Linked DNA regions of Homo sapiens: regions 1 and 2 are each linked to region 3. A link is a loop called in an ENCODE intact Hi-C map of the cell type or tissue named here. Cell type or tissue: endothelial cell of umbilical vein. All regions are shown on one strand. Links, peaks and the distances in the headings refer to the core of each region. The heading gives the core; the rest is flanking DNA. Region 1 overlaps ATP8A1 (ATPase phospholipid transporting 8A1). Region 2 overlaps LOC105374428 (a long non-coding RNA gene). Region 3 holds the start of SHISA3 (shisa family member 3).

Region 1 (10,244 bases), core at 949-8,948, 120 kb after region 3:
AGAGTGAAAATTGCGGAGCTTAGTAAATGCTCAGAAAGTGGCAGGTCTAATTAAATGAGCTAACTATAAATGTTCTTAAGCAAATAGAACAGGAAACTACTGGAATTTTAAACCACGAAATCACCCATACATCATGTAAATTTTCATTTCATTTTTAGCACAAATGAAAGTGATATGTGCAGCTACTAAGAATAGATGTGGTAGTTTTATCTGAAGAAGCATTCCATTCTAATACAGAAGTTACTGTGAACTTGGCAGTCATGAATGCTCAAGAAAAGTCCTGTTTTCCATTAAGTTTTATATTTCTCTAGGAATCCTCTAAACCATTTGTTGCCATATGTTGCAAAGGGCACTAAATTGTTGTTTAGTCACACTGAGTGTAATGGTTGATCTATATTACGCCACATCAAGGGACTCTTTAACCATCCCCCAAATGTCAACCACGTTTTGGGGAGGGGTAAAGGAAATAATGTAAAAAAGGATCACTACCTCACTGTCCTATCTTAGTGCCTTATCTCAGTGCCCAGGGCACTAAAGCCTCTCTGGAATGACATTGTTTTAGTTTACAAGTTCACTACCTATCTCCCACCACTGAAACAAAAGGCAGAAATTCTTCTATCCTCTCCCTGCTGAGCCCTAGAGCCTAGAACAGAACCTGCCACGCAGCGGTGCTCAGATATTTGTTGCTGAATCTTTCCAACCCATGATTTTCTCACATTTATATATCAAGTAACTTTGAAGACAGGTTTTATAAATGAACGAATCTAAACTTCTAAAGAATGCCTTCTGTAAAATTATTGGCTTCTTTTCTAACATACCCCTAAATTAATCCTTAGTGATAGCACATTTGATACCAGTGCCTTCAATGCATGGAAAGCATGAACTAGATTTGTTAATAGGGGGCAGGCTTTCATTAAGCAAGTACTTATTAAGCTCCAACTTCTGAATTAATTATTTAAATGAATAATTCATTTATTCATCAAATATTTATTGAGTGGTTAACATAGGCTAGTCAGTCAAGCGCTGGAGACACAGTGATAAATATGATAAACACAGTCCCTGCTTTCGTGAAACTTCAATCTAGTGGATGACATACATCAATCACAAACTACAAAATGCACATAAAACACAACATTGCTATCTGATCAAAAAAGGCTTGACAGCAGAGTTACAGTGTTCTGAGTTTACTCTTAAGCTCAGAAATGATCCTCTAACCCATAACCTATTTTAGAAAAACTTGAACAGATAAAAGCATTGGATAAGTTTCCATTAAAAAAAAAAGTTTCCCAATCCACGCATCATAATAAGAGAAAAATAAAAATCTTATCACCAGGGAAATACTGCTTTAATCAGTGATGAATCTAGGCAGGTATTATAGCTTACGCTGTTTTCTGTAATTCTCAAGATAAATGATTTACTTTCAGAAACACAGAAATTATTAGTAGGTAATCTATGCAGTACTAAAGACATAATTGTATTTTTCTATTGAAGCAAATAAATATTAAACATTTTCAAAAAATTATGTATTCCACGAAGGCACGCCTTCATATTTCAAACAATGGTTTAATTATAAAATAAGGAAGAAAGACCAGAGACTTCTATACTATTAATTTTCAAAGGAATCTAGTAGCATAGTATGAATATGAGACAAAACATAATTTATGTGTCTTAGAAATAAGTTAGAATAAAAGTAAACAAATTTTAACAAAGAATAGAAGCTCAGACCAAAAAGAAGTGATATCACCCTGGCTCCTGATATATTAAAGTGACAGATCAAAGGTGAGAAATTTCAGAGAAACCCCTGCCAATGAAACAAGGAACTTCATAATTATTCTGTTATTTACAATTCTTCTTGAGGAAATACAAAATTTTAATTTAAAAACCTGATTTAGGCCAGGCACGGTGGCTCAGGCCTGTAATCCCAGCACTTTGGGAGGCCAAGGGGGGGTGGATCACGAGGTCAGGAGATCGAGACCATCCTGGCCAACATGGTGAAACCCCGTCTCTACTAAAAATACAAAAATTTGGCTGGGTGTGGTGGCGGGCGCCTGTAGTCCCAGCTATTCAGGAGGCTGAGGGAGGAGAATCGCTTGAACCCAGGAGGCGGAGGTTGCACTGAGCCGACACTGCACTTTAGCCTGGCAACAGAGTGAGACTCCGTCTCAAAAAAAAAAAAAAAAAACAAATTCTGATTTAAAAAATATAGGCTGACACTATAAGTGGTTTCCCAATCTAAAATTATGAGTCCTAATATGTTGACTACCTTTCAAAAGAACGAGGGTGAGATAAAACAGGTCAAGTTTGTTGTCTAAAGAATGAGACCACTGTAAATTCTCTCAAGTGGTGACAAAAAGAGACTAAGAGGTGTTACTGTCCACAATGCCCAATGTGAACCTGCAATTCTTCGCAAAGTGAGTCAAGACAACTGAAATATCCCATATGATAATCCCATCTGCATTCTAACCATGTGAGCTTTCTTATTCCTGAACAAGTTAGGCCTTCCTACTAATCAATGTCACCTCTTGATTTATTTAGTAACAGCAAAAGAAAAAATAAACAAAATAGATGTGTCGGCAACTGATTCGTGAAACAACTCTCAGTGTTAAAATTTTTAGAAATGTCCTGAAAAGCTTACCATATGAATGCAAGTATTGGAGCTCAAACAGTACAGTTTTGGAACAGAGCTGATAATTATATTTTATAGATAGATTTAAAAGTCCTAAATCCTCTCATCTCGAGATGACTGTCAATAGGGATAACAATAGCCGGTGGGCTTTTTCACTTTCCATATCCTCCTTCCCATAGTGTTCCCCAAGAGTGAAGGCAGCACATTCTAGTGCTCAGTGTGCTGGGTAGTAACATACCTGAGTAACTAAGCATCACAACCAAAGGATAAATGCCTTGTTGTATATTTTTGGTCTATTTGGATATTTTTTTCAGCTTATGCTAGGAGTTACACTACCCAAAGGAATAAGGATTCAACTTAGTTTTAAAAACTGAATTACCAGTTTGAACAAACATTGGAGGAACAAGAGGCAGAGAGCAGCATTTAAAAGTATAACCTTAATCCTATTATAACATTTCCTCTTATTTTGTACTAAATTATTATTTTAGGAAAAACTTTACAAATCTTTTACATTTTGAATGTTGTGAATATAATACTACCATTAATGTGGCAATGACATATCAATTCAAATATGTTCAGAAACATCTTGCATACGGGCACAATGATGTACTGATCTTTTGAGGAATTTGTTTTCTAAAAGTCCACATACAAATGTAATACATGGTTTTCAAACTGTGCTTAGTGGATCCTCAGAGTCACAACAAGCCCTGCCTGGAGCACCCACGAGGGCAAGGTGGAGGCTGAGGGGAAAGCCAGTTTGGATCTCCTCTCTACTCTTACTCCAGCCAAAGCAGTCCTGCTTTCGTCAATTATATATATTATGATTCAGGCAATGTTTGCTTGGAAAATTCTGTTCTTAAAAAATAAAAGATGTGAAAACGACCCTCACAGTTTAAAGATTCACTGTCTGACATGCTAAGTCCAATAATGACATGCTAAGTCCAATATTATGGTCTACGTAAAAATAGATTCCAATCACATAAAAAATAGATTGCATAAACAGCATGTCTCAGTTAAAGCAGGTAAGGAAGAAGACAATGGATGAACCCTAGGACTGTATTTGCTCAATTTAAAGCCAGGGTAACATTCTGGAAGAATCTGTGGTCTGACACGCTGAAACTTGCCTCACTAGAGTGGTTTTAATGGCAGTAAATCACAACTTCTGAACCCTAATCCCAGCTGATTTTAACAAAGAATAGAATCTGAGATCAAGAAAGAAGTGATATAACCCTGGCTCTCTATATTAAAAATCCTACAGTCCTCCTATGATCACAGTTAATGGAAACACTTCAGAAAAACAGCTTGGTCACAAAGATCCCTGTGTTATTTATATATTTATTTATTTTTACCTTGAGACAGGGTCTCACTCTGTCACCCAGGCTGGAGTGCAGTGGTACTTTCACAGCTCACAGCAGCCTCAGTCTCCTGGGCTCAGGCAATTCTCCCTGCCTTAGGCCTCCTGAGTAGCTGGGACCACAGGTGCATGCTACCACATCCAGCTAATTTTTAAAAATTATTTACAGAGATGGAGTCTCCCCCTATGTTCCCCCAGGCTGGTCTCAAACTCCTGGGCTCAATGATCCTCCCACCTTGGTCTCCCAAAATACTGGGATTACAGGTGTGAGCCATCACATCTGTTCTATTTTGTCTATTCTTTTTCCCTACAATGATGTCTGCTCTCCTCCAACTGGTAAAATAATCCTTGGAGGCCCATTTCAAAAATTACCACCTCTCCAAAAGCTTCCTTCAGGTCAAATTTGTGGGCCACCTTTTTGGGTTCCTTAAGATTTCTTCATTTAGGGAATTTGCTCAGACCGTGGTACCCAGAGGGCCACAGTCTCATTTGCTTGTGCATGAGCATGTAAACATGAACTGCTTGATGAAAGTTATTTAAATAGATCACCAAATGAAGCTCCAGTTTCAGGAGTAGAGATGGACACAGAATCAGTCTTCATTTGGAGCAGGCTGGCTGAGTAAATGACCCAATCTCTTAATCTTTCCGGATCTTAGATTTTCAACAACAGAGAGCATGGCTTACTATGAAGTGAAGACAAATTAGTTATAAATTCCCGTTTTCATTTATTTTAGGTAAAAAACAGTCATAAGGGAGGTTTCTGTCATCTGTAAACTATATGTAGTTTACATGGATGCATATAGACACATATATAGATGCATGTGTATATGTGTATACACACACTCTCCCCACTTTTAATGGAGTGCCTCAGTCAACTTAAATTTTAATGTAGCTCATGATCGCCATCTGCTGGGAAAACGTTGAACATCTAGTTCAGTTAAAAGCTGGAGGTTGCAAGGCTTTTAATCAGTTATTAAAAGAACAAGAAACAAAACTGTTAAACCTAGAAAATCTAATCTATAAAAAACTCTAGGGCATCCAGAGAGTAAGGATATTAGGTACATTAAACATTCTACTCTAGAACTGAAGTTGTACTTCAAGTGGAAACAATTTAATATGTTTAGAATCCATTTTCAAATAGATTTTTTTATTCTGACATTACATATTAATTCTGTCTCATGAGGATTATAAGGCAAGGCAAGGCTGCCTTATATTCAGAGACAGGAAAAACATCATTTCCAAACTGGATTTTTTTTTTTTAATTCTTAAAAGAGTAACAGAAGCAAAGATTAAAAATCAATAGCACTAATGCTTTAAGATATGTGACTTTAGTTGGGCAGATTAAAAGAGATTGTGATTATGGCCTCAGATTATTTTATTTTACTACATAAATGCCCCAAAGACATAATCATATATAAATATGTTAGGAAATGGAGAGCGAGAAGGTGGAGGGAGTGGGGAGGGAAGAAGTGGGGAAGATAGGCAAGAGAGACATTGAAATAAGTCAACTGATAACAAGTCTCCTGGTGTGTGTATACCTATAACATTTAGGGTGGGAGTATCATGCTGGAAGACACCATACATGCTATCCCATGTCTTTTCATAAGTAAGCAGAATAAAAAGTTCAAATATAAGGAGGAGATATCTAGATATATCTACATATCTATCTCTATATATACAGGTATGATATATGTGAGCTTATATTTATATTTAGGTATCTTCCCCTTACAAAATACAAAGGCTATATGAGAAACAATCACCTTCCATAAAAAGTGATAATCTGTTGAGGAGACAGGACACCAATATCTCGAGTTGCATATGGTAACCTTGTGCAATAAAGAAAACCATCTGCAGCTAGAACATGGCATCCCCACATTACATAAAGGGAGGGGACGTGAGGAGCAGAGGGGGGAAATAGTCCAGGGAGGTACTGGTGGCACCAGCCACCTTTCAAGACAGAGGCACGACGAAGTACACAGTTCGATAGAGAGGAAAGAAGAACAAAGTATCAGCCTTTACTTACCTGGAGAAAAGATCAAGTAAACCGCAGCGGACAGGCTAGTTTGATTCTATGCAATACAAACATGAGTGCTATTGAAGAGTTATCTAATGGCAAGCTAGAGGTTAGAATGAAGTCACTTGAATGATTTAGAGCATGAATACTGGAGGAAGAGTGAGGATTCTGGCTCCCCCTATTAGAAGCTGTGTACTCTCAGCCAAATTACTTACCCTCTCTGTTACCTTGGATTCTTCATCTATAAGACAGGAATAATTAGCACCTCAAAGGGATGTTGTGAGGACTAGATTAATAGATGAAAGTGCTATGAACAGCACCTGGCACACGGCAAGAGCTACACAAAAATGTTTTCTTAATTAAGGAAGCAAGATTCTTGCTATTTATACAGCATCGATCATAATGTATCCATCACTTTCTGGCTTAATAGCCTTGGTTTCTTTATCTGTAAAATGAGGACATTTACAGCTGTGACAGAAATAATACAGGTATATGTTTGTCACAATGGTTTCTTTATCTGTAAAATGAGAACATTTACAGCTGCGACAGAAATAATACAGGTATATGTTTGTCACAATGACTGGACAAGTGTAAGCACTGGATTACTCTCATATATATTATCAGCTATGCAAGCTGTGTGATTACAGTACTATTTTATATTGCATTGCATATTATAGTTATTAACTCAAAGCACACATGTCATGTATGTAATGTGTGCGTGTGTGTAGGGGCATGTTCCATATCCTCAGAGATCCAGAAACTGAAATACATTGGCAAGGAGATTGCCAGACTGGCCAAACCTTGATCCAAAATTGTGAAAAGAGTGAAGATCTATACAAAGTAATGTCTAACCCCAAAGGCTTCTCAGCAATATTTTAATGCATATTAATACTTGTTAATGCTTAGATGATGAGAGGGTATTCAATAGTGAATGGTATGTCAAGATATTTTGATTTTTATTCCATTGGTTCCTTGAATAAAGATCAAAACTATCTGGAAACCAAACCCTCTGTATGATCAACAGAATCATCCACGTACCTTTTCAATCAACTCATAACTCTCTTCGAGTTTGAGTAGCCTGTTCTGCACAGATGTAGATGCTCGCTGATAGACTGCTCGCCACTCCTGAAAGTCGCTCTCTGAAATCTCAGCCACAGCAAAACATAAAGTTCTTAACCCTGAAAAAGATAGCATACATCACCCCAACACACCAAAGATTTTCTTCAGAAGTCTGAGGTTTCTGTTTTTATTTCACAAAGTCCCATTTTGAAAAAAGTGATTCCATACAAACAATATGATGAAGTCCAATTAAATTATGACAAAAACTTAGTATAAAATGTAGATTAATGTTCCCCTGGTCTTTAAAATTGGTACCCTGCTTCTAATTCCCAACCCTTTTAATCCATCTTCCATGCATAGTGTGGCGTTTCTAAAATCTGAATCTTATCAAGCAGTTCTTTGCTTCGAATCTTCCAATTTTTCCCCAGGACAAAATTTAAGCCCCAAAGCACGGCTTATACATGTTTCATCAGGTGCCTTCACTCTCATTCCCTGCCATTCACTTCCCACATAGGGGGGTCTTTGCACATGCTGGTAACTTTTTCTCCATTCTGCTTTTCCCAACGACTGCCCACTGTCTGCCTTGCAAGCAGTTTAAGACTCAGCTCTGAAAATCAGCTCTTTGATGCACCCTCCTCTCACCTAGATACCAAAGGCAGTAACACTCCTACAGCGTGAGTGACAATGTTTTACAGTTTTTCTTGTGTGTCTCCTCTATTAAAGCACTTGGAAAGCAGGGACCCAGAGTTCTTCAGTACCAAGCATAGTGGCTGACTTATTATAGAGGCCTCACAGATGTTTACAAAGGAAGAGAGACCCTGGTGGGGTCTACTGGGAAAGCCACCTTCCTCTTACTAGGATATATGACTGCATTTATTACTATTCTTTGTCATCATAAATCTGTAGTTTAAAAGTCTAAGTATAGTTGAGGGATAGTGGCAAAAAAGAACTGCCAGCAGATATACCCCGGGAAAACAATCAAAGCTGATATGTAAAGTGACCCACCCTGTGTCTGGTGCCTGCCAATTTCGTAACTCACATCTCTCTCAGCCAGAAAAGAGTAGATGCATTGGAAGAAAGGAGAGGCCAAAACACTTGTCAGCTACCCAAGGAAGCAGTTAGATATCTAGGTTCACAAGAAGACAACGCCCTCACTCCAGGTCATTTAACTCTTAGAATGACTAGGACCAGATGCTAGGCTTAGTGATCTCAAGACAAAATGTGTTTAAGGGAACACATCAGAAGTAAGAAGCAAGGAACATACAAAGTTCCCAGAGAACTCTACCTTCCAAGAAAGGGTGGTGTATTGCCAGATCACTGAGAGTGGAACTTAAATCCCTGAGGCCATCTTAGGACATGTTTTTCTCTCTTGGAAACTTGGCTGGAAAACTTACTGGAGGGTAGTCATGGGGAGAAGTGTCATCCAGCCCAGGGACAGAAAGAATAGGGTAGAGGTGGGGGCCAAACCATTAAAATCTATGAGTTGAGTATCTTTAACATCACATCTAGAGAGGAGAAAGATGCCCTCAGCTCTCCTCCAAAACAAAAAGAACCTGTGTTGTATGCTGGGTAGGTTGCACCTGCCAAGGACTGAGGCTGGGCTTTATGGAATCTGAATCCTATGAATATATATGTTTCCATGCTTTTACATTTTGAAGAACTGCACAGAGGTTTTTCAAAAGCCATCTTTTTTTTTGTTTTGGCTTTTGTTTTTGCCTAGTGTTTTAAAAAACATTCCTATCTTTTCTCTGCCTGAATTAACGGGAAAAAGTATTTGATTAGGTCAGTTTGGTGCCACTGGCAACAGTTCCAGCTGAAACAGATAGGAGTGAAAACTGAGACTGGAGATTTAGATTCAGCTATAACTACCATTGTTAAGTACGAGATAAGACTACAAATTCTTGTAGTAACTGACTCTCATGTTTAACAACCCTCGCTGCCTTTCATCTAACCTAGATCCTCTCTCTAGACTATGTACTGCTTTGCCTTGCACATAATATATTTCAGGAGGACAGAGAGACAGAGCAAAGCTTGTTTATCCTATTTTGGATTCTCAGGCCTCACACAGAGCCTGGCGTGTGGTAGGGGCTCTCTAAAAAAGTCTTGAGTTGTAATAAATTGAATAACAATTTTAATAGTTACGTAAGTTTTTAATAGAAAGTCCTGAGTTGAAACTAAATTTAATAGCTATTTTAACAGTTTAGGTTTATTTCTTCTTTCTTATTCAGATTAGAATATCTGTTTTTTTTTTTTGAGTCTTGCTTCTTTTCCTAATGAATTGCTCGAGATACAAAGTGAAGTATCTAAATGGTAAATATGATCCACTCTAAAAGTAAAACATTTATAGGCCCTACCATCTAAAACGTGGGGACAAAGTTGCTCAAAATTTTAATAAATATAGTTTTAGGAAAGTAAAATAAAAACACAGGCTGGGAACAGCATATAGTAAAATCTAAATTGCCAACAGCTGATATCTTACTTTAGGAATCTCTAAGTCTAATAATAATAAGGATCCTGCAAGGTATCAGAAGTATATGATTTCTTTGTATTTTAATCATGCTTTATTGCCAAATTACACTTACCTTCTGTAGCAAACTGCTCTAAATGTTTTAGGGTAATTTCTTTGTATTTTGACGTCTCTGCCAGTCGATCATAAATTACAGTGTCCTGGAAAACAAACAGAGGGTAAAATGATTTAATTAAGCATTCTGGGTTTAATAAAGTTGATGTTGGTAACAATAGCAGTAGGAAATCAGTGTAACAACCACCAATCTCTTTTGGCATTCGTTTTAAAGAACAAGATATTTTTGTCTAATAATACTATTTTGCTAGTGACATTAATAAGTCTCTAGTCTTGCATCTTCATCTTTCCTCTTTCTGAATAAAACTGTAGTTATTCCCATGTTCATATCTCATATTCTACCTCACTTACCTTCCACATGCTGCAAGATCTACCCTAACCCAGAAGGTTTTCCAGAACACCTTCATAGGTATTCATAGGTGCTGCAAGGAAGAACGGTCCAGAACTCAAGTAAGTTTGGCAAACACTGGACTGAGCAAAGCAACAGAGCTTGTCTTGCTGGAATAATCCTCGGGGACTTTAAAATGCCAGTGTGCACAGTGGATCTCGAAGGGGCTACATGCTATGTGCCCCAAACTCGTTGAATCACAGAACTTTTTAGGGTTTAGAG
Region 2 (10,244 bases), core at 1,218-9,217, 58 kb before region 3:
GTATAGCTTCTTATGGGTAAAGGAGTTGTAGAGGGTTGGTCTAGGAATCTATCTACCAATAATAAGACCATGTGTTTAGGAAAATGTGCTCTGAGTTTCACATAACTGACTTGCTAATGAATCTTTGAGACATATTCATTAGTTAGTTGGTTATATTTATGGGTTGCCTGTGGCATTAAGTTGAAATGTTATGTTACTTATAACCATGGTTCAGAATTTTTTAAAAATGTGCAGAGGTGTGCTATATTTTCTTTGTTAAATAATATTAGAAGATTTAAAATGCATCTTTTCTCCCAGCTGGATGAAGGGAGGTATTAATGGGGCTATTCGATTACAGATTAGCAGGATGGAAATGAAATTGAGGGGAAATCAGTAAATCAGAATGAGAGATTTATGTTTTAGTAAAGTCACTAACTTTTACAAATTAAAAATAGGGATGATGAGAGAAACAATTCCCCAGAAATCAAATAACCACACTTTTTGGATTGATGAAGATGGCCCTCCCTACTCCCTTTTTCCTCCATAAATGTTTTGTTCAGAATAAGGAGTATAATCATGGTAAGTGAATGTACAAAATAAGTTTTTTTCTTTTATAAAGAAAGCTTTTGAAACCTTATAACTAGAATTACTTGAGAAAATTATAATTATAATTTTGGCACTGATTCATTATAAAAGTTACTTACTAGATAATCAAAAGGGTTATTTTCTAATTTCCTGGTCAACACATTTTCTGAGACACTCTATTAATCAGATCTCAATTGGATGCAAATATCAGAATCTTAAATTAAACAGCTTAAAAAGTGGGAGGGATTTTAAAAGTCACCTAATTGCAAAGTCTAGTATGATCTCTATTAGTCAATAAAGATGAATGTATGAACCCAGAACAAAACCAGTCTCACCTGTTGATGTTAAAAATGTGGTGTGGACCGAGTGCAGCAGTTCACATCTGTAACTCCAGCACTTCAGGAAGCCCAGGCAGGAGGATCACTTGAACCCAAGAATTCGAGACCAGCCTGGGCAACATGGTGAGACCATATTTCTACAAAAAATTTAAAAAATTAGTCTGGTGTGATGGTGCACACCTCTAGTCCCAGCTACTCAGGAGGCTTAGGTGGACGATGGCTTAATCCCGGGAGGTTGAGGCTGTAGTGAGCCATGATAGCGCCACTGCATTCCAGCCTCGGCGACAGAGTGAGACCCCATCTAAAAAAAAAAAAAAAGAGTGAATATAAACCTAAACTTTGGCCAGGCACGGTGGCTCATGCCTGTAATCCCAGCATTTTGGGAGGCCAAGGCGGGCAGATGGCCTGAGGTCAGGAGTTCGAGGCCAGCTGGGCCAACACAGTGAAATCCTGTCTCTACTAAAAATACAAAAAATTAGCTGGGCATGGTGGCGGACGCCTGTAGTCCCAGCTACTCTGGAGGCTGAGGCAGGAGAATCGCTTGAACCCGGGAGGCGGGGGTTGCAGTGAGCTGAGATCATGCCACTGCACTCCAGCCTGGGCAACAGAGCCAGACTCCATCTCAAAAAAATAAAATAAAATAAAATAAAATAAAATAAGTCTAAACTTCATAGTTTCCCATATGTTGTCCTTAGATTATAAGAGTTTGAAACCACCCAATGTCAGTGAATGAATGACAGCTCAAAGATATAGATTGTTGATTTTGTGTCATTTTTACATTACCATAAACATGTTGGTTGCCTTTGAGTGTCTGGGGGGGCATTTTTAAATTGGAAAACTTTCAAATTTGCTCATAAAGGTTATTTTATCCTGAACTCCTAAGAAGAATAGGAAATGGATACAAAGTTAACTGAAGAACTCTAGCACTTCCAAATAAAATATCCATGACGTCCCCAGATAGTACTTGACCCTCATCATGTGTCTGAAAATGGCCAGCTTTGATGGGATTACATTTGAATTACATAATTCTTTGAAGGCGTTTTACTGACATATTGAACTCTTGTGGGCAAGAGAAGGCCTCCTCTCTCTACCTTCCTCCTAGGCTGATGAATGTCCCATTAAGGTGGTATGAGTTTTACATTTATGTCCCCACATGCTGGAATGAGGCCTAACTTCCATGCTGTAGATTAAGATGGGGAGGTGTGAGCTAATAGGTAGATATTGTTGTTTGATGGGGGAAAAATTCCTTTCTCAAGTAAAGATATTTTTCTTTTTTTAGAATCATGGAATTTGAAACAGCCAAATCTAAAGACTCCATTTTGCACACACTTTGCTGAGGACAGATAAAACCCTTACGAGTTAATGAGAGAGAGTGGGTGACGGGTGATGTGGAAAGAGCATGAGAATAGGAGCCAGGTGCTACAACAGTCTGGGTTCTGATTCCCAGTGGCAATCAGAGGAAAGCTGCCTGGGTCCCAAAGTGCTAACCCCCACTCAATAATCACATGCCCACAGTCAATTACACCAGAGGAAATGCCCACTCCTGATGGCTGTGTTGGGTTTTGGGGTCAGCTTATTCAGAGACTTCTGATCCCTCAGATTTTGGTGGGGACTCTGACATTCGGGTGGAAGCTTTCTGAGCAGAAACTACATAGCGGCTTCCAATAAGCTGGTTTCAGTCAGCACTGAGACTAGTCCCTTGTTTTGTTGTTTCCTGATAATGAGAACAGGGACTTGGGGTCTAAATTCCTTTTCTCCCAGGAAGTTCAACCATTTTAGGAAATCTGTACAGGCACATGCCTATATGTTAATAAAAAAATGCTGCCTATCTTCACTCACCATTCAGCATCCAAGTCCCCGGTGAACATGGTCAAGTTGTGAAAGATAACTTCCAAATCCACCACTGGGGCCACCATTGGCGCCAAGTGTAGGAAAAATGCACTTTTACATTTGAAATTCCTAGCAGACTCTTCCAGGAGAAGCAGCACATTTCACCGCAATGTGGCTACTCAGGTCTTCTCATCTAGCCGTCTACCTGCACACAATGGCCTGTGTAGAGCTTACAGCATCTTGTAGAGTCAACAATGACTGTAACACTGTAAAAGCCCAAGCTGGATTGACAGGAAAAAAAGCACTGTCTCCAACAGGACACAGGGAATATGATCACTCAGAGATAAGCCCACAATGTGAGGCATATGCAAAGACCAAGAATGCAACTGTTCATTGAACAGATTACACAACATCTCCCTTATTTCTTTACTCCGGACCACTGAGTAAGATGATGAGCAGCTTTGTTGTACCTTCTGCTTTTGTTGTTGCACCTTCTACTTTTGTTGTTGCTGCTGTTCTTTTTTTAAAATTCTAGTTCCATGATCCTATTACATTTCTAAAACTCAGGAAACAAAGTACCAGGGTGACAGGAGAATAGAGTTGAAGTCACGTTTACTGACGGAAACCAGGAGTTTGAGCACTGCCAGTTATTAGCTATGTGACTTTGAGCCAGTCATTTAATCATCCCTGCAAACCAGAGGTGACGGTGTTAAACAACCCATGTGGTTGTTATATTAAATGAGATTATGTATAAGGAAGTGCTTGTAAAACGGAAAGCACTGCACAAATACTACTTGAGATTATTGGTCAACTTGCAATGGAAAATGATTCTGTGTCCTTAAATCCCTTTGGCTTCCCTGGTCTCTCCTTTGGGATCACTAACTTCTAGTAGCCACAGCAAGGTGTGCCCAAGCATAGAAATAATCTCATCATCACCTACCATAGAAACAGTGGGAGAGCACACAGGCACTCAAGGACACACTCGTAGTAACATTTCTGGGCTTCACATCAAGTTGAAAATGCATGTCAAAAGGCCTGTGCTTGACCAAACTCTTTTTTCTCACTCTTCCCAGTACCTAAAAAGGATCATATAGTCCTAATTAGGCCTAGAGAGGCCCACAAAAGAAAGTTGTTTCCAAGAGCTGTGGATTTATGGACTGAAAACTGTAGGCTACTGTGTATTTTAATATATTCAGAGAGACAATTAAGATAACTTTAGTTATGGTTTTGGAAAACAGTCTGGGCAGCCTTCAACTGAACATATAGGCCCTCTCTGTCAAAAACCAACTGAAATGACATTTTTGGAATCAACTCACTCTGTTAAAAGCAACCAACCATCTGAAAACACTCAATGAATTGGAATAAAGTTGTACAAAGTTTTGTGATCCTCAGGAGAGGAACAAAAGTTTGGAAGAAAACTTAGCTGCCAAACTGCAGAAACAGAGAACTCACAAGGAAGGGAGTTCAAGGGCCTACATGTGTGAAAAAGATATTCAGCTTCGCTGAACAAAGTAATGTCAGCGAAAACAACAACAAAACGCCATCGATGGGGATAAAAGTAAATTCCAACACTCAGTGTCAGCTAGGTTCTGTAAAAATAGGCACTCTTCTACCCTGTGGGTGGGAATGTAAATTGGTATAATCTTTTTGGATAGTGACTTTGGCCAGATCTAAAGTAAAACTTTAACTTTGTAACTCTGCTTCTAGAAATTTGTTCTAAGAAATTCATCATAGATTCTAAAAGTCATGAGTGAATGAAGATGTTCATTGCAATCTTATTTATCATAAAGAAGATGGGAAAAACCTAAATGTTCAATAATAGGGGAATAATTAAATAACTTGGGATATAGTTATTTATATTTAACATGTTATACAGTGTTTACATTTTATTATTTTGAACTGTATTTAATAACATGGAGAATCTTGTTCTATAATGTTAGTTATAATAAAGGAAGATGCAAAACTGCACACAGTGTGGAAAGCCTACCTAGGAAATCTACATATAGAAAGAGTGAAGAGAATATAACATTAAAGATTGTTACCACTGTGTGGTAAGAATATTCACTGCTTCCATTTTCTTTATATATTTTTGTGTTTTCCAAATTACAGAAATTACATATAATTAACATGTACACATTATTTCAACAATTAATAAAAAGTAATTTTATTTATTTATTTATTTTTTAGAGATAGGGTCTTTCTCTGTTGCCCAGGCTGGAGTGCAGTGGCGTGATCACAGCTCATTGCAGCCTTGAACTCCTGGGCTCAAGTGATCCTCCTGCCTCAGGAACTTGGATTACAGGCACGTGTCACCACGCACTGCTAATTTTTATTTTGTAGAGATGGGGTCTTGCTATGTTGTCGAGGATGGTCTCAAACCCCTGGCCTCAAGCGATCCTCCCACCTGCACCTCTAAAAGTGCTGGAATTACATGCATGAGCCACTGCACCCAGCCTAATAAAAACGTAATTTTAAAAAGAGTAAATATTTGGTGTTCTCAAGAACACTTTCAACTGAGCTAGCTTTGAATGCAAATGGAGCCCCTACCTGCCCAGCAAGGAGGGAGAGGTCATTCCGACCTCTGCTCCTTTCTCCAGGAGAAATTCCAGCTGGAGCAGGAGAGGCATCATCAAAGTGAACACACAGGACTTCTAGTTCTGTCAACCATCAAAATTCTCTTGAATATGCACGACAAGAATTTAAAAGGAAGAGGGTGGGAAAAAAATCCCCTTCTAATATTTCTGCTCTTTTTCAAGTTTTTTTCACTCCCCGTCAGTTTAAATTCTGTTAAGTTTTATCTTTACCTTCTGTCCAATTGATAATCTGAAAATGAAGATAAAGAGACTGAGACATTCAGAATTTTCCCAAGAAAGTGAATTAAAATGGCCTGGGGAAGGCATGACTGAAATCTCTTTCTATTTAGGTTTGAGATGAAGCTGTGTAGTTCTAGAGTTTAGTTGGACCTCTGTGAGTCTAGTTGTTTCTAGCTTTAGCTGATTAAAAAAAAAAGAGCTTTCTCTTTTCCACCAAATAGGAAATGACTCAAACCTTGTCCAGTACATCTAAAAGATAGGATAGAATTCACAACACGGTATCAAGAAGAAAACAGCTGGCTGACATCGGTGCTGGATGTTTTCTGCTTGTCTCTCCAGATACACTTTACATCTCTCACTCTGCCCTCTGTCCAAGAAGACTGGCCATTCTGAACTGCATCTAGGCCTCTGCCTCTAAATTCCAGTTCGGTTTGGCCAGTGGGAGCCATGGGCAGGAGAAACGGAAGGGCCTTGACATATTATTCCCCTGGCTCACTACATGCTGGGCTGGGGCTTGTCAGCGGCTTTATCCTGTAGACAGCCTTTTCCAACAGCTGCAATTCTCTCTGGGCTCCAGCGACTGACTCCTGGCCCTTCCCTTCGTGCTTAGCAGCAGCTTCTGGGTGGTGCTGGCCCCTGGGTGCTTTACCATCCCTTGTTGATTTCCCTTAAACCTCACCAAACCTTTGTAAATTGTCCTTTTCTCAAACTCTCTTTAATTTCTCCTTTTGAATTTGCCATCTCTTTCCTGCCAGGACCCTGAGCTTTAAAATCCTTATGGCACAGTTCAGCTTCATCCTGTGTCATGTCTACCTATGAGAATATCCTGATGGCACATTTGACGGAGCTCATGTTTCATAATCATTATGGTGAGTAGAAAGTTTGCAAGCATTTCATAGTGCGACAGTGGTCAGCTTTAGAACCCCATGGTCTACAATAGTGGATCTTAGCAACTGAGTTTTACAAAACACCACTGTGCCAAAACAGAGGTAAGCTAGAGTGATTTATTAGTAATAATGAAGAATTGAGTTTTCATTCGTAACAATGAAAAAATGTTTTTTATTAAAAACAAAACTAACAAGAGTAGATGTGCTGTTTTTATAATTATGCCATTCTTACTCACAGACATTCCAGTGTGCTTTCTTGAGATAGAGGTAAAGGAGATAGGGCGGTCCAGCAAATGCACCACAATTTGCCCATAAGCTGCATGAATCCATATACCAGTCCATAGAAGTGACCCTGGGAGCATGTACCACATGTGCTATCACTTATCTATATGTAGTGGTAGAAAAAAGCTGGAGAGCTATTGTTGGATCACATAACAATCCATTAAGGGAATGCTCTTGACTTGGTAGCTCTACTATTTGTCATCCAAATTTTCTCATCAGTCTGTGTAGTAATAAAATTACTAATATTTCACCAATAAGTGCCTTAGTTGCATCTTCTTATTTAATCCTTAAAACAATTCCCATTGTACTAATTAAGAGTTCATTGGCCGGGTGCTGTGGCTCATGCCTGTAATCCCAGCACTTTGGGAGGCTGAGGCAGGCAGATCATGAGGTCAGGAGATCAAGACCATCCTGGCTAACATGGTGAAACCCCGTCTCTACTAAAAATACAAAAAATTAGCTGGGCGTGGTGGCGGGTGCCTGTAATCCCAGCTACTCGGGAGGCTGAGGCAGGAGAATTGCTTGAACCCAGGAGGCGGAGGTTGCAGTGAGCCGAGATCGTGCCATTGCACTCCAGCCTGGGTGACAGAGCCAGACTCCATCTCAAAAAAAAAAAAAAAAAAAAAAGAAATAAAGAAAAAAAAGGTTCATTAATAGGCTGAAAGGGAGGTAGTGTATGGAGGACATTCCATACTTTCACAAGGGAGCTCTAGCTAGGGTATCTTGGGATAAATGTGAGCCAGCTAATATTTATATCACTGCTTCCCGCTGAGGCTATGACTAATAGATCTCAAACAGTGAATAGAAAAAAAAGTTCAAATCTCTTCCTCTGGTCAATTTAACTCAATTAAATTGCTAGATCTTGAGGGTGCTGAGATGAATGAAACATAGTTCTGCCCTCCAGGAATCTGAAGCGTAGTTGGTAGACAGAGATATAAACAATTAATGATGGAACAGTAATAAAATATGATTAAAATGATAATAGAAACATGTTTAAAATTTAGTAGGAAAACAGATGAGAGAGCGATTACTTTTTTAAGAGGTAGAGGGCTCTCATGAAAAATTATGTATCGAAGGTGACGGTTAAGCTTGACCTTGAGGGGTGTTTAGAAGTTCAACAGTGAAAGTGGTGGAGAAAGAGGTATTACAGGAAAGGACCCAGTAGGGGTCTTTCTTCTCATTCCTGCCAAAGGCTTAAAGTTTCCAGTTGCTATTCAGCATTGCATTTCCCATGACCTGACTAGATTTCTCACTCGTTCCTCTTTGGGTCTGAGGGATTAAAGTGCTATTGGAAGAGAGGCATTGGGAAAGGAGAGCTGGCTGGTTTTCGGTAAAATCCAACCAGTGGTCTTGGTCTCAGCAGGACCATGTACCAACCACCTGAGAAAACTAGCTAAATACCCCGAGTCTGAAATCAGACAGAAATGTACAATTGGAGATGTGGATCCCGCTGTGGATCTCGTTCATGGGGCCCGCCTCTAACTTGGCTGCACAGATAGCCTTGGAGACAACTATCTGTCAGAGATTCTTGTGGCCACATGGAGTTTGGATTATGAAAGTATTAGGAAAATATTAGGAAAGGAGAATTTATAGTAGAGATTAATCAACTCAATACTATTACTCATAAGTATACTGTATTATATCAGACCAAGAAGAGGAAAGAAGATTTGGAAGATTGTCCAAGATGGCATAATGATTGATAGAGTTTACTTGACTGAGAAAAGCGGACTTTAAAATATGTGAGTCCTACAACTTCTTATCTTTGCCCCCAGACACATGCAAATTTTTTTCTTGCTAAGATCCAAAGACCTTATTCGCCACTGTCTTATGTCATCTGTCTTAAACCCTGGACTTAATATTGTCTCTTGTTCTTCCAAAGTGGTCAGTATAGATACCCTCAAAGCCTGACAAAGAGACTAGTGGATTGGGTAAAAGGAAACCAAAATGAAGGTGGAAAAGAATATATTACTCTTTAAATAGAACCAGAAATCAAGTGCTGAGATCAGCTTGGCTTCAAAAAGTAATAGGATGCAGCAACAAAAAAGACGCAATACTTAAGAGTAAAATTAACAATAAATATGTACGTTTTATATAGGGAAAAAAACAAACTTTAAAACACTCTGAAAGGCACAAAAATAGACTCGAACATATGGAAAGATGTTCAGGAACATATCCCTGTCTTGATAGAATGACTTAGTATCATAAATATCATAAAGATATCAGTTCTTCCCAAGTTAATGTGATCCCAGCAAAAATACAAATAAGCCTTTTTCTGGAGCCAGACAAGCTGATATTAAAGTTCATAGAGCAAAACAAAACAAAATCTAAAAAGCATGCAAGAATATTTGGGGAAACACAGGGGAAAAAAAAATGCTACCTAACATCTATTATAATGTACGATATAAAACTTCTGTAATTCAAGGTGTCGTTCTGGCACATGCATACACATTCAGACCAACAAAATAGAACAGAAAGCCCAGGAATAGACCCACATATGTGTGGAAATTTAGTACATGACAAAGGTGGTATCTACAATCACTGAGGCAAAAATTGACTTTTAAACAAATGGTGTGGGGACCACTAGACAACCATATACAAGAATAAACTCCACATGGATCCAAAATGAAACCTGGCCAGGTGTGATGGCTCACGCCTGTAATCCCAGCACTTTGGGAGGCCAAGGAGGGATGATTGCTTCAGCTCAGAAGTTTAAGACCAGCCTGGGCAACATAGGGAGACCTCGTCTCTATTTAAAAAAAAAATAAAAACAAAATTAGCCAGGCGCGATGCATGCCTGTAGACCCAGCTACTCGAGAGGCTGAGGTGGGAGAATTGCTTGAGCCTGGGAGATCACGGCTGCAACGAGCATGCCACTGCACTCCAGCCTGAGCCACAGAGCAAGACCCTGTCTCGAAGAAGAAGAGGAAGAAGAAGGAAATAATGAAATCCACCAGTGTTAGGAGAAAATACGGGTGACTTTATAGCAGAGATGTGGGGAGATGCTATCTAAATACAACTCAAAATCCAGATGCAACAAAAAACCGATCATTTGAACCACCTAAAAGTAAGACCTATTTGCATGGGAAATTAAAAAAAAATAATGGCAAAGTCATAAGATAACTGACAATTGGGAAAAAAAAACATTTGTAACATATATCACATAGGGCCAATACTCTTAAAATATAAAAAGTAGCAGGATGTGGGAGGTGAGAATGCTTCTCTAGTTTTTTCTTAGTTTATCATTTCAGTCTTCACTTCTGGGCTTTCTGTAAGGGCCACTGTAATTAGCTTGCTGTTGGGTTGGTCTGATTTAACATTTCATGGCCACTTTGTTGTTATTTTTTGCTAACTTGTACTTTTACTCCTGGGGACCTGCTTGATTTATAAGTGTTTTCCCAGTTCACATTTTGCACTGGACTCTGCACCTGGTGTTTTCCCTGGGCGGGCAGCAACGACTGGTTTGCCGGGCTCTCATTTCGCTGAGGGTTCCCAGTGAGACCTGCGCCTGTGTGGGCGGCAGGGGGTTCAGA
Region 3 (10,244 bases), core at 918-8,917:
TTACAGAGTCTCTATAACATACTGGACAACAGGCCCGTTCTCACATTTTCAAGCCAGGGCAGGAAAAGTCATGAAAGCCATCAGCCTGAGTCTGTTCTTCTGACTTCCTCTTTCTTCCCATACCTGACTTCATCTTGCACTGCAAGGGGCCTCCCATGTATGTGTCTGGGCATCCCAGCCTATGTGTACAAATTTTGAAACACCTCCCGCCAGAACCTCTTAACATCAGGAAGAGGCTTCTGTGCAGCCTAGAAGCAACTTTTGGCCTCTTTGAGTAGGGAGTGCTGGGATCCAGGACCCAGAGAGTGGTACAAAAAGGGAGGGAATGGGCTTTGGGTGGGCACTGCCCTCTGGCTCTATTCACTCTTTCCCCTGTGGCTGCAGACAGGGCAGAGGAAGGCCAGAGGGCCTCAGAGTATGGTCCTCAATGCAGCCACTTGGCATCACCTGGAAACTCATTAGAAATGCAGAATCACAGGCCCCACTGCAGACTTTGTGAGAGTCAGGTCTGCTTTTTTTTTTTTTTTGAGATGGACTCTTGCTCTGTCACCCAAGCTGGAGTGCAGTGGCGTGATCTCAGCTCATTGCAACTTCTGCCTCCCGGGTTCAAGCAATTCTCCTTCCTCAGCCTCCTGAGTAGCTGGGGTTACAGGTGCACGCCACCACGCCCGGTCAATTTTTGTATTTTTAGTAGAGATGAGGTTTCACCATGTTGGCCAGGCTGGTCTCAAACTCTTGACCTCAGGCGATCCGCCCGCTTCGGCCTCCCAAAGTGCTGGGATTACAGACGTGAGAGCCACTGTGCCCGGCCAGATCTGCATTTTAACAAGATTCCCAGGTATTTCATGGCCTTTTGAGAAACACTCTCTAAGGGCCCTAGCTTAAGCCCCTCTTTTGGTAAATGAAGAGACTGAGGCTGCCCGAAACACAGGGCAGGAAGAGGGGCCTGGCCTGGGGCTGGGTTGCCCAGGTCTGAGAGTGTCCTTCTAGGCACCTTGCTATTCTCTAGGGTAAACATGTGCCACAGCAAATTTCAGAGAAAACACCTTTCGAGTAACTCAGATTGAGAGGGGCCTGGAGTAAGAGATTTACAACAAGCGATCCAAGGAAGAGAATTCCATGAAGTCATGGGCAAGGTAATTAAAGGAAAATTAAATTAAAGTGTTTTTTTCTGAATTAAAGGAGAGTGAAAACAAGTCATTGCACAAGCAAACTTGAGGGAGGGTTGAGGAACTCTTGTTTTTCATTTTGTTTCTGAGGCCAATGCAAATGAGCTGGAGTAGACTCTTCCATAGTCCAGTGAACTGCCCTTTTTTGTTTTTGTTTTTGTTTTCTGCATTCCTTTAGCCTTCCTCCTTTTTCCTCAGTATATTTTAGTTCCCAAACCTTTCTGATCCATGTGGCCCTTCACCTCCCTGCTTTTGGTTTTCTCAAATCATTCACTCAGCTCCAAAGAATATAAAAAAGATAAGTCAACAGAACAATTTTTTTCTTTTTTATTTTTTTTGAGACACGGCATCACTGTTCACCCAAGCTGGAGCGCAGTGGTGCCACCGCTGCACACTGCAGCTTCCACCTCTTGGGTTCAAGTGATCCTGCCACCTCAGCTACCCCAGTAGCTGGGCCTACAGACATGTGCCGCCATGCCCAGCTAATTATATTTTTATTAGTAGAGATAGGGTCTCACCATGTTGCCCAGGCTGGTCTTGAACTCCTGAGCTCAAGGGATCCTCCCTCCTCGCCCTCCCAAAGTGCTGGGATTATAGGCATGAGCCACCATGTCTGGCCAGAACAAAGTTTAAAAATATGGTCAGCAAATATGTCCTAAGAATATTAAATGCATCGGCTGGGCGCAGTGGCTCACGCCTGTAATCCCAGCACTTTGGGAAGCTGAGGTGGGCGGATCACCTGAGGTCAGAAGTTCGAGACCAGCCTGGCCAACATGGTGAAACCCCATCTCTACTAAAAATACAAAAATTAGCCGGGCATGGTGGTGGGTGCCTGTAGTCCCAGTTACTTGGGAGGCTGAGGCAGGAGAATTGCTTGAACCCAGGAAATGGGGGTTGCAGTGAGCCGAGATCATGCCATTGCACTCCAGCCTGGGCAACAGAGTGAGACTCCGTCTCAAACAAAAGGAAAAGAAAAGAAAAAAAGAGTTGCATTTCGATTTTATAAGTTCCCTTCAGCCAGCTACAGTTATCTACATGTTGCCAGTTGTGTTTCAGTTCTGCCTAGCCCATCTTCTCATCCCTATTGCTCACCTATCTTTTCTTTTTCCTCCTACCCTCCCTCTTTTCTTTCCCTTTCTTTCTGCCTTTCTCTCCTCTCTTTCTTTCTTGCTGGTGTTTATTAAAGCATAGTCCAGACATCATGTCAATTAACTCACTTCCTACAGAGTTTCCTTGAGGCAGGGCCACAAGAGAATGTATGTAGGCTGGGGAAATGATCTCTTATGATTATGTTCTTGACCAAAATAAGGAATTTGTGTTACTGAGATAAGAAACAATAAAGAATTTCCAAAACCTCTTCATAATACCCCAGATATTGTGGACTTTATTTTCTATCTCTATGTCTTCCCCCTAGAGTCTTTCAGGGGTGTCTATGAGAACTTTTTCATCTTCCTTTACTATTAAACTAGTAACAGAATAACAAAAACTTTGGATGTTTATATATCTAAAAAGAGGTGAATATTCTCTTTCTGTTGGTGAAAAGGATTCTCAGGGCATCAGTTTTGAAGTTAAAATTTGACAATGGAAAGTTTGCAGAGATCTTCTATGACAAGAAACCAAACATATCACTGCCTCCCCCCAACCCCTCGCCCAGGCAAACTCCTGAAGCTGATTGTTGTAATGGTTTTAAAGGTGCTTAGGATGAGGACCTAGATCTGAAGCATGGTGCACAGTTGTTTACTGTTCACACAAGTCAGATCTACGAAGGATCAAGTAATTTGGAGGTTTGGTTACTTTCCATTAGTAAACATCATCCAACTAAATTTGGGTAAAATGCCCTCTAAATAAGTCAAGTAGACAGGAGCTTTGAATGAGGGAATTAATTATAGCTGGTGTCTCCAGGAAAAAGAATCCCACTGTGGCATGGAGAATGTAATTAATGGGAGGTAAGTGCCAACAAATCACTCCTTAAAATATTAATGCTATCAAAGAACAGCTGGATAATGAGAGAAACTTGACCCTTGGGGGACCAGCAAAGGTTGCTGCTGCAGCAGAACTTTATGCAGTTATGACGTAATGAAATTCCTCTAAATTTTAACAAAAACTAATATTAAAAGGTGTGGTTCTGGGAAAGTTATTAGCAGTAAACATGTCATAATTTTTATCATCTGATTATAATCACTATATCTCATTTTTGCTGTGTTTCTAAGTGACATTTTCCTGTAATTGCTCAGGATATATATACAATTGAAACAACACTCCTAAAAAACAACTAGAGTTAAAAAAAAGATTAAGTCTGGCAAGACCTTTTTTTTGTAAATAAAAAACCCAATATCTAAGAAATTTCTGCAAAACAATTTCCCATATGCTTAAACTATTTAACTAAAAAACTGTTTCATTGTTTGTTATTGAAAGCTCCAACTTAATTTGTTTTTACTTAATAGCTTCGTATTGTCCTAAGAAATATGTAACTCTAAGAGAGCAATAAAGTTAAATATTTACACGGTCCCACTTAACGTGTGAAATGGACATGTATTTTCAGCAGCCACATAACTAAATGCTAATCCCAATACCTAAAATTAGAAATCAGAAGTAATTATTTAATTGGAATATACTTTAACTTAGATAAAAAAAAAAAAAAAAGAAATCGTTTTAATAGGAGATTTTTAAAAAAGTTTCTCCGGAATCGACTCGGTTCATCAGGAAGCTGCGAACGTGATAAATGCGTTTGACCGCGCACCTTGTGTCGCTGGAGCTGAGAACACTTTGTTCCTTTTGTTTCACTCAACTTGCCGACATCTAACTCAGGGACACGGGTATGCAGCTTGTTTGACAAATAAGCCGAGATACACCGAACATATTCACACATACCAATAGACGATGATTGGAAGTTCAGGATGCAGTCAAAATAAATGCTTGCGTTTGGCCCAGGTTTCACATAACACCAGTTTCATAAGGCACTTAGGCCGCTAACGGAGCAGTGCCCCTGAAAATAGCCCACAGGGGACACATCATTTAAATAAATGTGTTTCTTTCCCTGAACAGAAGTTCAGTTCTGCTCAATTATCATTAATTTTGCTCCTTTATTTCCTTTGCGGGCGTGAACGGAGAAGTCGTGCTCTTTGAGGTTTTGCGAGCTGGCCTTGGCTGGCAGAGGTGACCGGCAATCCTTCAGCCGGCGGAAAAAGTGCGAGTGTGTGTGTGTGTGTGCTTGTGAAAATGTGCCGTTCCTCCCAGAAAAAGTGGAAACGTAGGTGGAAAGCTCAGCACATGTTGGCGACACCTAAAAACCATGTTCTCGGTCCTGAACCTTTAGAAGCGGTATCCCAGGAACGAGTCTGAGTCTGTGCAACAGGGCACAGATGATTCGACAAACTTCAATGACTGCACCGCATTCATGCATTATATCCATTGAAAAGTAAATCCAGCGTCTCCACTCGCGCGCCCACGTGCGTGGATAAACGCGGGAATTCGGCAGCCCTCAACGTCACTCTGCAGAGATTTCCGGGCTGTGAGAGAGTTGGGGTGTGCGGCGGGGGAGGGGAGGGTCTGATATCTTCAGGTTGAGAGTCAAGTCCTGGGGGAGCGGCATGGGCGGGGGTGGCCGGGGGGAGGCGGAGGATGGAGCGCGAACCAGAAAGCGCAGAGGACCCTCGGCCCGCGCCGCACCCGCTGTGATTAGCTCCAGAGGCGCGATCCGGGAGGGCGGACTCTTTCTTAACCCTCATTGTCTCCTCCTCCCTCTTCCTTTTTAAAAGACGCCTTGCGGGCAGAGCTGTCAGCAACCCCGCGGCCGTTTGTACTTGGCCGCGGCGGAGCTGACTCCTGCTCCTGTGACAGATAGGGGCTGGGGCTGAGCGGCCGCCTGTCTGGGGTACTCGCACGTGGGGAACAAATTCTTTTCCTCCGGCTCCTCTCGGGACCCGGCGATCGCCACAGGTTGGGACTCTGTGCGGCGCTGGAGTTGGCAGCCCCGGGCGCTATGGCTCCCTTGAGGAGTGGGGAGGGAGGTGGCCGGGGGGTTGGCGCGCCCCTCGCGCGGGGAGCGCTATGAGCCGGGCGAAGGGCGGCAGCGACAGCCCCAGCAACTGCCTCTGCCGGCGCCTCCCGCAGGCCCTCGCCAACTCGCCCCGCGCACCATGCTGACTCCCGGCCTGCGGAACTCGTAGTGCAGCCCCTGTCGCCTCCCCGGCCCCTGCTATCCCACGCAGGACTGGCTTCGGCCGCCGGGGCCAGCAGCTTGCGACGTGTCCCTGGGGAGGCGGAATCGCTGTGCGCCCTGAGCCCGGGCTCAGCCCTTCGCTTTCCAGCTGCGTCCTGCTCCCGGCCGCCCAGGGAGCCCAGTGGCGATGAGGGCACTGCTGGCGCTTTGCCTTCTCCTTGGCTGGCTGCGCTGGGGCCCGGCGGGCGCCCAGCAGTCCGGAGAGTACTGCCACGGCTGGGTGGACGTGCAGGGCAACTACCACGAGGGCTTCCAGTGCCCAGAGGACTTCGACACGCTGGACGCTACCATCTGCTGCGGCTCCTGCGCGCTCCGCTACTGTTGCGCCGCGGCCGACGCCAGGCTGGAGCAGGGCGGCTGCACCAACGACCGCCGCGAACTGGAGCACCCAGGCATCACTGCGCGTAAGTGCGGGGCCCTCGGGGACATATCCCCGCCCGCCTAACGGCGGCGGCTGCATGTGTGCGCGGGAGGATGCACAGACCCAGGCAGGTCTATGCGCCTTCCTGGGTCTGTGCGCCAGGGGGACGCGGCCGGGTGGGGGAATCAAGGGATGAGTGGGTGGTCGCGTTTCAGATCATGGTCCTCTATTCATTTGCAGTCCCGCTTCCCGCCACTTGCGGTCTCTGCGGGTCGGCCCGCAGGGAAAGTTTGCCAGGGACAGTGAGGAGCGCGGGGCTTGTGCCTGGTAGCCGGGGGGAAGACAGCTGGAGCTCCCGGGAGAAGGGTAGTGCGGGTAAAGCCAGGGTAGACTTGGGTTTTGGTGGAGGGGCCGAGGGTGTCCCATTGCTCGCCCTTGTCACTTCGGGAGCTTCGGGAAGTGCCGAATGCAGGGAATCGCGACTCTTGTCGCGCGCTCATTTGCAGCCCTTCAGGGCTAAGAAACCCCAGTCACTTTTTTTTTCTGTCTTAATGATAGCGTTTCTAAGCCACGGCCCCGTTCTGCAGACTTCCTTTCAATTCTCTGCATCGAATTACCCTCTCCGGCCCACCCCCTATTGTCACGCCTTTCAGAAATGCCCAGGTCTTCGAGGTGGAGATTTAGAAACAAGGGTCGAAGGGGCTTCCCCGCCCCCTATTCTCACTTCGGAAAACACGGGTCAAATTTCCGCTGACTTCAGAGCGGAATAAATCACGACCCCAGCAGAGAAAATTTACACCTTGAAAAAAAGTTTTCCACCTGAATCGGAACATCAGGGAAACGCTTTAGAGCTTGAGGCGAGGGTTTTATGGCCAGGGAAACCGGAGAAGCGGGCGGAGCTGAGAGCGGGTGACACCCCAGGACTCCAGAGAGCCGAGGTCTGGAGCCCGCAAGAGAAGGTCGCCGGGAAAGGGAAGAGAGGCTGGAGAGATCATTAAGGGTTCCCCAACGGCCCCTCCCCGCAAACTGATAACCCAGAGGACAGGGGAGTCTGCCCTCCATTAGTGCTCCACTAGAGGGTGAATGTTGGGGGTCAACATTTCCAATCTAGAGGATTCTGGAAGTAGTTCTGGAGAAAAGATGCTCAGCGGAAAGTAGGGAAATCTAGGCCCTCCTGGCCTGTTAGAAAAATATAGACTCTTCCCCACGGCTTCACTCGCTCACCCTGGGGGACCCAGCTGCCCTCTGGGAGTAAGTGCAATTGCCCAGTCTGCAGCACGGGCTTCCTCTGCGCTCCCTACTCGGCTCGGATGCCAGAGGACAGCAGAAGGGAGAGGCAGTCTCCACACTCACTGAGTCTGGGATCAGGCAAACCCTGATGGACCTTGGCTCTGTCACTTGCCGGCGGTGTAACTTGGGCAAGTTACTTAACTGCTCTGGATACCTCTTCTCAGTTCTAAAGTGGGCATATTGCTCTCAAAGGAGTTAAGTTGTTGGTGACGTGAGAGTGTATGAATGCTGGAGCGCAGGGCTCAGTAAATGGTAGTTACTTACCTTTGCCTTGCCTTGCACGCTGGTGCTAGTAAACAAGGGAGAATGGGAGGGACACAGAAGAGCTTACGCCTAGTAGCCCACAAATAATTGATAGTTACCTGTCCCTCACTAGCTCTGTCTGTGGGAATGCGCAAACTTCTCTGATGTATTTCCACATCTGGAAAATGGAGCTTATCATGTCCATCTCACAGGGTCTCCAAGAGACTTTAATCAGATAATGAATAAGAAAGAGCCAGGCACACAGTAGGGACTTAGTCAATGCAGGCTTTCTTTCTTCTACCTGTAAGCTGGAGGCTGCGTCTTAGCACGGCTCTATCAGGGGAGAGACCTGGAGAACTGCCCAAGGGGATGCCTCCGGGCTTGGGAATTTTATGTCTGCCTTGTAGAGAGAGAAGGAAATTGGAGTTTGCTCTGTTTGAGGGATGCTTTTATAGAAAGTCTGGGCCGTGGACACCAAGAATTGCCTGGTGATCTATCTAAAGTTCAGTCTGACTTCCCAGGCTTGGATGGGAATTGAGAGGCACGGCAGCTGGAGTGGGTATTCCAAATCTTTCCTGGAAAGAAGCAGCCAGAGCTGGCAATTTGTGGTGTATGGTAGGAGACACAGTCGATTGGGGCCCTCTGTGAATTTCTTTATACTGTTCTTTCTGGAGTCTCATAAAATCCTGGGTCTGTGTGTAGAGGGGAATCTCATTTAATAGGCCTGGCTCCCTTTGCTTAGACTGGAGATTATTGAATGGGAGATGGATTGCCAGCCTAAGAGAGGGGACAAGTCTCTTACTGCTCACCGTGATCAAACTACTAAAACCTGCATTTAAACCTAGAATTATTTTAACCCCTAAAACTCACCCTTTCCCTCTAGTGCCTGAACAGGAGAACAGATTCCGTTTTTTTTTTCTGACTTCCAGATGTGCAATATGATAGTTAATTGCTAACAGAGGCTACGGTATCCGTTTGCTTCCTCCCTGCTAGGAGTAGCGAGAATATTCCATCATCACGGTTTGCATTGCATTTTGGAGGTTACCATTAACAAGCTCTGAAAAACTGAGCTGACAGCAGTGATAGTAACTGAGTCTCCCACCTCTCAACCCTCAGCTGCCCAAGCAGAGTTCAGAATCTGGGAGATCCTCATCTGAGCATCTGTTTATGTCTGTTTTTGCCTTTTAGAGCCTGTCTACGTCCCCTTTCTCATCGTCGGCTCCATCTTCATTGCGTTCATCATCCTGGGCTCTGTAGTGGCTATTTATTGTTGCACCTGTTTGAGACCCAAGGAGCCCTCGCAGCAGCCAATCCGCTTCTCACTCCGCAGCTATCAGACAGAGACCCTGCCCATGATCCTGACCTCCACCAGCCCCAGGGCACCCTCCCGGCAGTCCAGCACAGCCACGAGCTCCAGCTCCACAGGCGGCTCCATCCGCAGGTTCTCCTTTGCCAGGGCTGAGCCGGGCTGCCTGGTGCCCTCACCGCCCCCGCCATACACCACCAGCCACTCAATCCACCTGGCTCAGCCATCTGGTTTCCTGGTGTCACCCCAGTATTTCGCTTACCCCCTCCAGCAGGAGCCCCCACTGCCTGGGAAGAGCTGTCCAGACTTCAGTTCCAGTTGACACGCCCAGGCCATGAATCCACAACTCAGTCAGATGGCAGACAGGTGGAGCCCTGCTCCCATTGCCACATGCAATTCTGAGAAAATTTCCCTTGTAACTGATCAGTGTCATGGAGGAGCATGCTAGGAAAACACAGCACCTTCTAATTTGAAAGTTCCTGTCTCCAATCACAGAAAGGCTAAACCAGAGAACTGTTTTCTGGTTTTGCAAACATGTGATCATTACATTTCAATCTATGCTACTTTTATTCAAAATATGCAGCAGTTTGACTTTAAAGTTGCAAACTGGCTAAAAACGTTTTACTGGACATTCAGCTATATTGCTTAGAAAAGGGCTACATGTTTCTTTTTCATATAAGTTGTTCATTGAGTTATGATAGGAATATATTCATAAATAAGCAAAGAAAAATACCTAATTGTAATTATCAAAGGTTCACTTAAAAAATTAACTATTAGGTAAACTTAAGGGGGCAGTGAAAAATCTATTTATGATTTCGGGAGTAACCTAACCATGAATAATATTAGCATAATGAGAACATTTACTTTTTAAATAAATAACTAAATTTTGTTTACAATATGAGTTTTTCCAGAATACAAGGTTTCAATAATCACATGAGGAGTTTAAAGTTTTAAATATATACTCAGACATTCATTGTAACACAGAGTGTATGTAAAATCATTTCCCCCACTCACTGGAGGGAGTATTTATTGCAGACTTTTTGTTCAGCAACATTTAGTGTTTCAGTGAAAGTTGGACAGTTGGGGCTTAAAACATTTATTTGTAAAATGAGCTATGTTCAAATGTAAATATTTGTAATTTAATGTATTTACCACATTGACTGTACTAATTATTTAGTAGTCATACTGTAATTTTTATGTTAATAATAACTGGAGTTCAAAGTCTAGCTATTGGTATAATCATCTAATATTATATATATCTCCAGTGCCCCTGAATTTTATGTTTGATGACTATATATTTGGGCATATATCTTGTTGGATTAGAATAAATAAAACACTTTATATTTTCATGAACTCTATTTAAATTTTAATGTGATTCATTTTATCTCTTTAGCGATCCTTCTTTAAAAAAAAGGAAATGTTTTTAACACATACTTCATATTTTAAAATTAAAAAAAAATTCCATATCAGGGCTCGTGAAAGCAGCAAAGGAAGTGAATTTTTATGGAGGTCTCAGTCTACAGCCCTCCGATGTGTTTGGCCTGTAGAGAATTCATCATTAGGACGTTTCTCATAAGAATCTGGATTTCTGGCTTCTCATGACATAGAGGACGTGGCACCAGGGGTCCTGCACTGCCTTGGGGTCAGGTCAAT

The links. Hi-C counts contacts between places; a loop is a spot of excess contacts. Peaks named below come from ENCODE experiments on the same cell type or tissue, not always from the same donor. Only the 100,000 strongest peaks of a DNase experiment are listed, where the experiment ranks them.
Region 1: a loop joins it to region 3, with 5 times the contacts of the local background. A loop is called at or near these places in 10 of 110 quality-filtered maps.
Region 2: it touches region 3 in a loop (5-fold over the local background); 3 of 110 quality-filtered maps call a loop at or near these places.

Annotation. Positions count from the first base shown.
Region 1 is chr4:42,515,128-42,525,371 of GRCh38, forward strand. It overlaps ATP8A1 (ATPase phospholipid transporting 8A1), which reads right to left. Exons shown (of 37, transcript NM_006095.2): 21 at 9,636-9,720; 22 at 7,033-7,172. Among named protein-coding and RNA genes, the nearest start is that of SHISA3, 120 kb to the left of the region's middle. In endothelial cell of umbilical vein, for the core only: a CTCF peak has its summit at 4,901 (motif pointing left); a DNase peak (open chromatin) is centred at 4,884; H3K27me3 peaks cover 703 bases.
Region 2 is chr4:42,334,249-42,344,492 of GRCh38, forward strand. The region is part of intron 1 of LOC105374428 (a long non-coding RNA gene); the gene reads right to left. Among named protein-coding and RNA genes, the nearest start is that of SHISA3, 58 kb to the right of the region's middle. In endothelial cell of umbilical vein, for the core only: no CTCF peak of the experiment used is centred there; DNase peaks (open chromatin) are centred at 5,913 and 7,483; H3K27ac peaks cover 2,031 bases.
Region 3 is chr4:42,392,539-42,402,782 of GRCh38, forward strand. SHISA3 (shisa family member 3) reads left to right here and starts at 4,950. Exons shown (of 2, transcript NM_001080505.3): 1 at 4,950-5,795; 2 at 8,474-9,949. The coding sequence starts at 5,519. The coding sequence ends at 8,913. RefSeq lists silencers at 4,694-4,773, 6,414-6,463 and an enhancer at 4,998-5,887. In endothelial cell of umbilical vein, for the core only: no CTCF peak of the experiment used is centred there; DNase peaks (open chromatin) are centred at 4,983, 5,643 and 6,063; H3K4me3 peaks cover 2,741 bases; H3K27ac peaks cover 670 bases.